3 separate regions of the Homo sapiens genome follow, and regions 2 and 3 are each linked to region 1. Evidence: chromatin loops called from intact Hi-C (ENCODE). Cell type or tissue: PC-9. All regions are shown on one strand.

What was found. Hi-C counts contacts between places; a loop is a spot of excess contacts. Peaks named below come from ENCODE experiments on the same cell type or tissue, not always from the same donor. Only the 100,000 strongest peaks of a DNase experiment are listed, where the experiment ranks them.
Region 2: it touches region 1 in a loop (7-fold over the local background); 70 of 110 quality-filtered maps call a loop at or near these places.
Region 3: a loop joins it to region 1, with 11 times the contacts of the local background. A loop is called at or near these places in 3 of 110 quality-filtered maps.

Annotation. Positions count from the first base shown.
Region 1 is chr11:17,062,126-17,064,625 of GRCh38, forward strand. No RefSeq gene overlaps it. Among named protein-coding and RNA genes, the nearest start is that of SNORD14A, 11 kb to the right of the region's middle. In PC-9, CTCF peaks have their summits at 1,479 (motif pointing left) and 1,690; no DNase peak of the experiment used is centred here.
Region 2 is chr11:16,787,387-16,789,886 of GRCh38, forward strand. PLEKHA7 (pleckstrin homology domain containing A7) reads right to left here. Exons shown (of 27, transcript NM_001329630.2): 22 at 2,389-2,492; 23 at 1,710-1,910. Among named protein-coding and RNA genes, the nearest start is that of C11orf58, 50 kb to the left of the region's middle. In PC-9, CTCF peaks have their summits at 1,157 (motif pointing right) and 1,356; DNase peaks (open chromatin) are centred at 865 and 1,205; H3K27ac peaks cover 1,599 bases.
Region 3 is chr11:16,980,845-16,983,344 of GRCh38, forward strand. All of the region lies in intron 3 of PLEKHA7 (pleckstrin homology domain containing A7), which reads right to left. Among named protein-coding and RNA genes, the nearest start is that of PLEKHA7, 32 kb to the right of the region's middle. RefSeq lists an enhancer at 781-1,419. In PC-9, no CTCF peak of the experiment used is centred here; DNase peaks (open chromatin) are centred at 957 and 1,727; H3K4me3 peaks cover 916 bases; H3K27ac peaks cover 2,392 bases.

The DNA of each region.
Region 1 (2,500 bases):
AGAATCAGTATTATTAAAATGTCCATACTACCCAAAGCAATCTACAGATTCAATGCAATCCCTATCTGAACCCTCTCCTCAGTGAGTGATTGTGTGAGTCCAGGCAGTGCTTCTCAAACTTTAATGGGCATCAGAATTCCCTACAGTTTGTTAAAATACAGATTCCCTTCCCTTGATTGTGTGGTTCTGTATGAGGCCTGAGATTCTGTTTTTCTTGTTTGTTTGTTTGTTTGTTTGTTTTTGAGACAGGGTCTCACTCTGTCGCTAAAGCTGGAGTGCAGTGACACGATCACGGCCCACTGCAGCCTCCATCTCCCAGGCTCAAACTATCCTCCTGCCTCAACCTCCCGAGTAGCTGGGACTACAGGTGTGCACCACCATGCCCAGCTAAGAGATTCTGCATGTTTAATAAGTTATATTCCCACCAGGTGATTCCGTTGAAGGAAGTTCCAGACTACACTTTGAAAAATGCTGCTCTAAGAGAATATGTGTCTGGAAGTTCTGAGAGACATGGAAGGGAGCAGGTGACCCGAGGTACATGTGTATAACATTTCTTTCTTTTTTTGTGTGTGAGATGGAGTCTCGCACTGTCACCCGGGCTGGAGTGCAATGGTGCAATCTCGGCTCACTGCAACCTCCGGCTCCTGGGTTCAAGCAATTCTCCTGCCTCAGCCTCCCGAGTAGCTGGGATTACAGGTGCCCGCCACCAAGCCCGGCTAATTTTTTATATTTTTAGTAGATATGGGGTTTCACTATGTTGGCCAGGCTGGTCTTAAACTCCTGACCTCGTGATCTGCCTGCCTCGGCCTCCCAAAGTGCTGGGATTATACGTGTGAGCCACTGTGCCCGGCCAACATGTGTATAACATTTCTAGAAAAATATGCAAAAAAACATTGTTAGCTTCTGAAAAGGAGGCTAGAAGTTCTGGTGTACGGGTAAGACCTGTTTTATATTTTAAAAAACTTTAATATTTTTTTCACCTTAAGCATGTACTACTTTCTTAGTTTAGAAACATTTAGCACATTGCCCAACAAAGAGTAGGTGCTCAGTAAGTAAAAGTTATTTTCTTTTTTGTCCTCTACCCAAACATTTGCTGCCCTTTCTCTTCCTCATTTCCTCCCCACCAGCAGTATTCCCATTCATGTCTTTGATTAATAAATATCAATGGAATACATATCATGTGCTAGGCACTGTTCTAACAGTATAGCTGCATACACACAACAGACACAGTTCTTGCCTGCAAGGAGCTTACATTCTAGTGCTCTCTTGTCCCCACCTTGGCACATTTTGATTCATGAATTCCTGCCTCCTTAGCTTTGTACAGGCCATGCCCTCACACAAACCTAAAGTACCCTTTCCAACTCCCCTCCTTCAGAACAGTACCTAAATTCTCCCTGAAGCTTTCCCTGAACCCCAGTGACATCCCCATGGGAGGCTTGATGGGAGCTCTGGACCAGGCTTCTGCTGCCCTCTGGTGGGGCTTCCTGGTGGCTCAAGGGCCAGTGCCCTGGGGACCTCTACTCTAGGGCCTGCCTCTCTCCACCTGGCATCTACGCAGTCTTGGGTGGGCCAGGCCCAGGGGATCTGTGTACCCAGAGTACACTGACTTCCCTGGACCTGGCTCAGACGTATGATCTGTGTGTCCCTAACTCTGAGCCAGACTGTCCCTAAAGGCCACAGTCTTTGTAGAGGCAATGCGGTATGGGACAGTAAGTAGTGCCACTGCCCGGGGGTGCTGGTAGTTGGGGAGGGAGGGAGGGTAGGGAAGTGGGGGAGGAGACACCAGGTAAAATAGCTTTAACAGAATTATCTTTTATTTCTTCCTTTTTTTTTTTTTTTTTTTTGAGACAGAGTCTCTCTCTGTTGTCCAGGCTAGAGTGCAGTGGTGTGATCTCAGCTCACTGCAACTTTCACCTCTTGGGTTCAAGCGATTCTCCTGCCTCAGCCTCCCAAGTAGCTAGGATTACAGGCATGAGCCACCAGGCCTGACTAATTTTTGTATATTTAGTAGAGACAGGGTCTCACCATGTCCCTGTGCCCAGGCTGGTCTTGAACTCCTGACCTCAAATGATCCACCTGCCTTGGCCTCCCAAAGTCCTGGGATTACAGGCATAAGCCACTGCACCTGGCCTTATCCTTTCTTTTATTCTTTGTTTTTATCTTGTGCCAAAAGCAACTGATACTCTTACAGAAACGTCAGAAAATAGAAACATGCAAAAGAATGATTCAAACAAATCCCATAATCCCACCTAGAGACAATTTCTTTTCACACCTGGAGCAAGAACAAAGAGGAAAGGGCAACTAGGCCAGGAGCCAGGAGGCCTGGACTCTAGTCCTTGTCATCCCTCCCACTGTGTGACCCTGAGCAAGTCCCTTCTTGGAGTCTAACTCACCCATACACAAAATGAGGACTGAATTAAGTACCTACTTGGTTTACTCTTCTGTGATTCTAAGTCAGGGGTCCCAATCCTAGATGCCTTTTAAAAATACAGATGTCTGG
Region 2 (2,500 bases), 270 kb before region 1:
CCATTCATGCACAAGCTCTCAATGACTCCAAATCAATGTAATCACTCTTAGGTGATGGTTTCCAACTATTGTTGGAAAGGATTAGGCAACTGAAGTTCCAAAGATGAAAAAATCAATTTAATGATTCACAAAGAAAACACTCATTTCCTTACACGCTCACAAATGCTCCAAATAGAGACAAGTCCTCATTTAAACCCAGCCTGATTGTTTCCACAAACAGGAAAAGTTCACTAGACTCTATAAGGTATCCTGGGGAAGAACCACGCCAATCCATTATTATTAAGCAACATGTTTATTGGCGTTGATGCAGAGACTTACACAAGTCTTCTTTTTTAAGAGAAAAATTACAAGGTATTCAAGTTACGATTTTTAGATAATCTCTACATTTGAGACATCAAATTATAAAAGGTCAGTGTTACCCCATATGACATTTGTTTTAAAAGTTTAAAGGTTACCAGGTTTGCAGCTTTTAAAGATATGAATGTCCTGGGCCTTACCCCTTTGGTGTCTGAGCTAGCAGCTGCAGAGAGGCCCTCTGAATACACAGTATATTTTGCTATCCCTTCAAGTTATTAAATACCAGAAACACAAAAGGTTTTCCATAAGAAATTGTGTGATTGGACTACAGGAATTAAAACCGAACAACCTCAGTCTTGGGAGAATGTATTCAAACGTGCAATCTCTGAAGTCCCTGTCTACTGTCCAGGTGTAAAGCATGGATTTTTATAAATTAATAATGCCCAGACCTCTGCCAATGACTGTGGCGTCAGGCAGCAGGTTGGCTCAGGCTTGTGGGGTGGCTTTTGGGACAAGTGAATTATGAGTCAGTAGGCCTGCATGAAGAGGGCAGCAGAAAGGTGAGTCACATCTGGGAACACTCAACAGGCTATGGAGACAAGAACCGCTATTACAAGCCCGGTAATAAGTAGCACAGGCCAGTTAGAGCATGTTCAATGCAAATCAGAAGCTTCTGTAAACACAATCAGGCAGGATTAGAGAGGCAATGAGCGGTAACACTAAAAGCAAAGGAGCTTGTGCAATGAATTAGGGAAAGAACAATCAGGCTAGAGGTTTAGGGAAACATGGGATTTCAAACAACAGGGAAAAGTCAAATGGAATGTTTCCAAAGGGACCTAAGGTGACTGTGGACAGGGCGCAGCGCCAGGAAGCGCCACCAGGGGGCAGCACAGGCCTCCCCAGCAATCCCAGACACCCTGAGGCCTCTGCACTGCAAGCCCAGGGAGACCAGTGGCCCTTGGGGCAGGGGTGTGACCCCGTGCTCCATCACCCTCACACAGCATCTGCTGGCAGGTCTGGGAGGCTGATCAGTTTGCTTGTGCTTCTAACCAAATCATGTCACCATCTTCCTCCTCTCCTCTCTGAACCCTGTATTCCCAGGTCCTGAATTCAGCCGAGATTCCGAACGCCTGCAAAGGCCCCTCTCCATCGCGGCTGGGAGGACTGACTGGGTATTTCCTCAGGCTCCTGGGCCTGTTTGATCCTCACTCCAGCTCTGGTTCAGGTCACCCTCTGACCAGGCATTCGTCCAGCCTGGGTCGTGGACAAACAGCCCCGTGGGGTGTTCTCTGAACCATGTAGGTCAATGGACAGCTCTCTCACTGGGAGGTGTGATGTGCTTGTGTTTGGGGGACTCTGAGGGGCACTCGGCTCCCTGTCCCTGCCCCGCTGCCTGGCCCCTCCTAACATACTGAGCCAAGATCTCCAGGGAGCGGCCGGCTGAGGTAGCGAGATGAGGGCAGGCCCGTCCTCTCCCCTTGGCCCAGTGTCCTCTTGCGCTCTCGGACCAGGGCCTTCTGGTGTCGCTTCATGCGCTCCAGCTGCTCCTCTGCACTCATCTTGCCTCGCTGGTGATCCCCTGAGTACAGGCGCTCCAAGGCACTCTTAGGTCTCTGAGGAAGAGGAGGCAGGCAAGAGAGACACAGAACAGCTGGGCTGGGCACGCAGAGGACAGCCACCCTGCTGGCTGCATTCCCGTTGTCTCTCTCTCACACACATGCACACTCTAGTTGGGCTCCTCTTGGCCTTAGAGAACTATTTCCTCTAAGCAACACGATGCCCCCAACCCTCAGGAGCTTTCTGAGTAGCACCCATTCTGCAGATGCAGACACTTAGGCTCAGGCCTGTCCAGTGAGGCCAGAACCCAGGGTGCAGGCTTCTTGAGCTCCCTCCTGCCACCCTGACAGGCCAGAGAGAAAGGCAGGATGCCCTCCTTGGTGGACAGTGGGTGACAGGGAGCTCAGGAGGGGCTGAGGCCACCCCAGAGGCCATCCCCAGGGCTGAAGGGATGGCCAGTTACTGTCCCCCTGGGAGACCCTCCCTCCCCATGTGAAGGAGCAGGGAGGTCCTCGACAGCTCAAGGCCACTCACAGGGAAGGTCGCCTTGCTGCTTTCGGCATTGAGACCCCTCCGGAGTGTGACGTAGGGAGCAATGGTGGACGACTGCTGGAGCCTTGACGTGGACCCTGAGAGCCCTTAGTGA
Region 3 (2,500 bases), 81 kb before region 1:
CCACTGCACTCCAGCCTGGGCAACAAGAGCAAAATTCCATCTCAAAAACAACAACAAACCAGCAAGATACGGCCCAATGATGAAGGGTCTCACATATCAGTGTCTACTTTGGAGCTAATCTAAAAGAACACCAAGTACTCAGCACATAGTAGGCCTTTGATACCTTCAATAAACACAAGTCCCTCCTCTTTATGCAGAGAGATCAATGGGGACTCACTGAGGCTGTCTAGGACAGGGAGTGACAAAAGCAAATGTGCATTTTAGAAAGAGTGTTGCTCTGTTCCTCCTGCAGTCTCAGATGAGGCCCTTACAAGGAATGGAATATCGATGACCAGGACATAAGATTAAAATGACAAAATATAGTGATGGAGGCTCTTATCAGGTGTTTACTACATGCAGGTATGATTATCCTGAGTACTTCATATATGTTAATTTAATTCTCACAATGATTCTACGAGTAGACACTAGTATTATCCCCAATTTACACATAAGAAAACTGAGGCACAGAGAGGTTCAGCTGGCAGTGCTACCACCAGGATTCCAACCCAGTTGGCCTGACTTCAGAGCCAGTGTTCCTGACCACCCTGGTCCACGGAAGAGAAGAGCTTCCTGGAACACCTGCTGCTCTTCACCCCTCAGTGATGCTCCAGAACAGGCCACAGGATATCTCCCAGCCCCTCCAGCCCCCTACCCTCTCCCTTTCTCTCACTATTTCCAGTCAGCCCAGTGCAAACCATGCCCTGGCTAGAAACACCATTTTCCCCCAAGAGGCTGCTAATAGTAGACGGGGTTGGGGGGCGGGGCGGGGAAGGAGCTGCAATAACTTGGCTCTTGAGTTGCAAAGAGAAAAATGAAGGAATGAGGAGGAGTGGGCCACCAGATCCCCACAGATTCCAGGGTGGAGAATGTCCAATTAAAATGCATTCTGCCAGAGCCCAGCAGCAGCATTTCAACAGAGCCACCATTGTCTCCGTCTGAACTGCTGCTGCCCACAGCCCAGCAAGTGGCAACCAAACAGGCTGTCGTCATGGAGCCGGAATGCAGGGTCCTGGCCCTCCCCGAAGGCACCAGAAACACTGCTCTGTTTACCCACGTTGCCCTTATTTAAAAACAAAACAAAAAACCCCACTCCACCCTCGGCCCTTCGGCATGCAAGACACCAGGAAGGACAGACGGTGGTGAGAGGACACTCCATATGCCAGCAGCGTGAGGCAGGTCTGCCAGAAGGTTCCCAATGATCTGGCCAGGCTGGGGGGAACAAGTCTCCCCCAGGAAGCTGGGAAAGTACTTTGGAAATATATAAAAATCAGATACAAATAGATATCTGAATGGGGCATAAAGAAACTGTTAATGCCCTGGAAGGGCCCCAAGCCCCTTTACAAAAGCTTTATGCCCAAAGAATTTGGCCAAGGGCAAATGCAGGCTCCCTGCATAAATCAGAAACCTTGCAGGGCAGAGACAGACCTGTGTGTCCAGCCACCTCTGGGACACAGGCAAGCTTGAGGCGAGCCAGTTGCCCCTGGCTACAGCACCTGGCCCCCACCCCAACCCAGGAAAGGGGTGCAGGGGCTGAAAGCCTGGCTCATCCAGTGCTGAGCCCAGAAACAGAATGTCCAGGGTGACTAGCACATTCAAAGTGCTTACTGTCCCTGTCCCACTCTACAGAGATCTCAAGGACAGGTTTAATCAGGAACCCTAGACGAAAGCAGGAAGCAGAGTCAGTGGTGCTCAGAAAGCCATTCATCAGCTCTAGGCCAATGTGAAACCCGTGGTACCGGAGCCCCAAACAAACCAGTTCTAAAACCCGTCCTCCTGTGCAGCTCTCTGACCTCTGCCACCTGTGTCCACGACCTGACCCAGGCACAGGTGGCCCTCCATGCTTTAGCTTGGGTCTACCTCTCTTACCTCTCAGACTTCACCTCCCTCACTATCCCCTACACACACACACACACACACACACACGGAGAAAGAGAGACAGAGAGAGAGAGGGAGAGAGAGAGAGAGAAACTCCCAACTACTCCAGAGATACTGAACTATCTAGGATTCCTGGACTCCACACACTATTTCGAGACACTGCCTTACCTTCTGACTCAAAGGCCTTTCTTCCCTTCCTGACCTGGCTCACCCCTCACCCTTCAGGAGCCCACTCAAGCATCATGTGCTCTATTAAGCTTTCCTGGGCCTCCTACCAGATGATCAGGCTGAGTAACAGAGCAAGAACTGAACAGAGCCTCTTGGGACACCAGTAAACCTTTGCTTCATGGAGGTAGCACAGGGGATGGGAAGGTTGGAGAGGACTATAACTGACTCACTCTTATTTCAGAACCAAAAGCAATGGGGGAAGTCAGAGCAGAGAAGATTTCAGCTCAACCTGAAATGGAACTTCCTATCAATGAGAATGTGACAATTACAGGAGGGGCTTCCTTGTGAGGTAGTGAACTCTCCCTGTTATACAAAGTCATTGAGCAGAAGCAGTTTGGTCAGCACTGCTGCCGAAGGA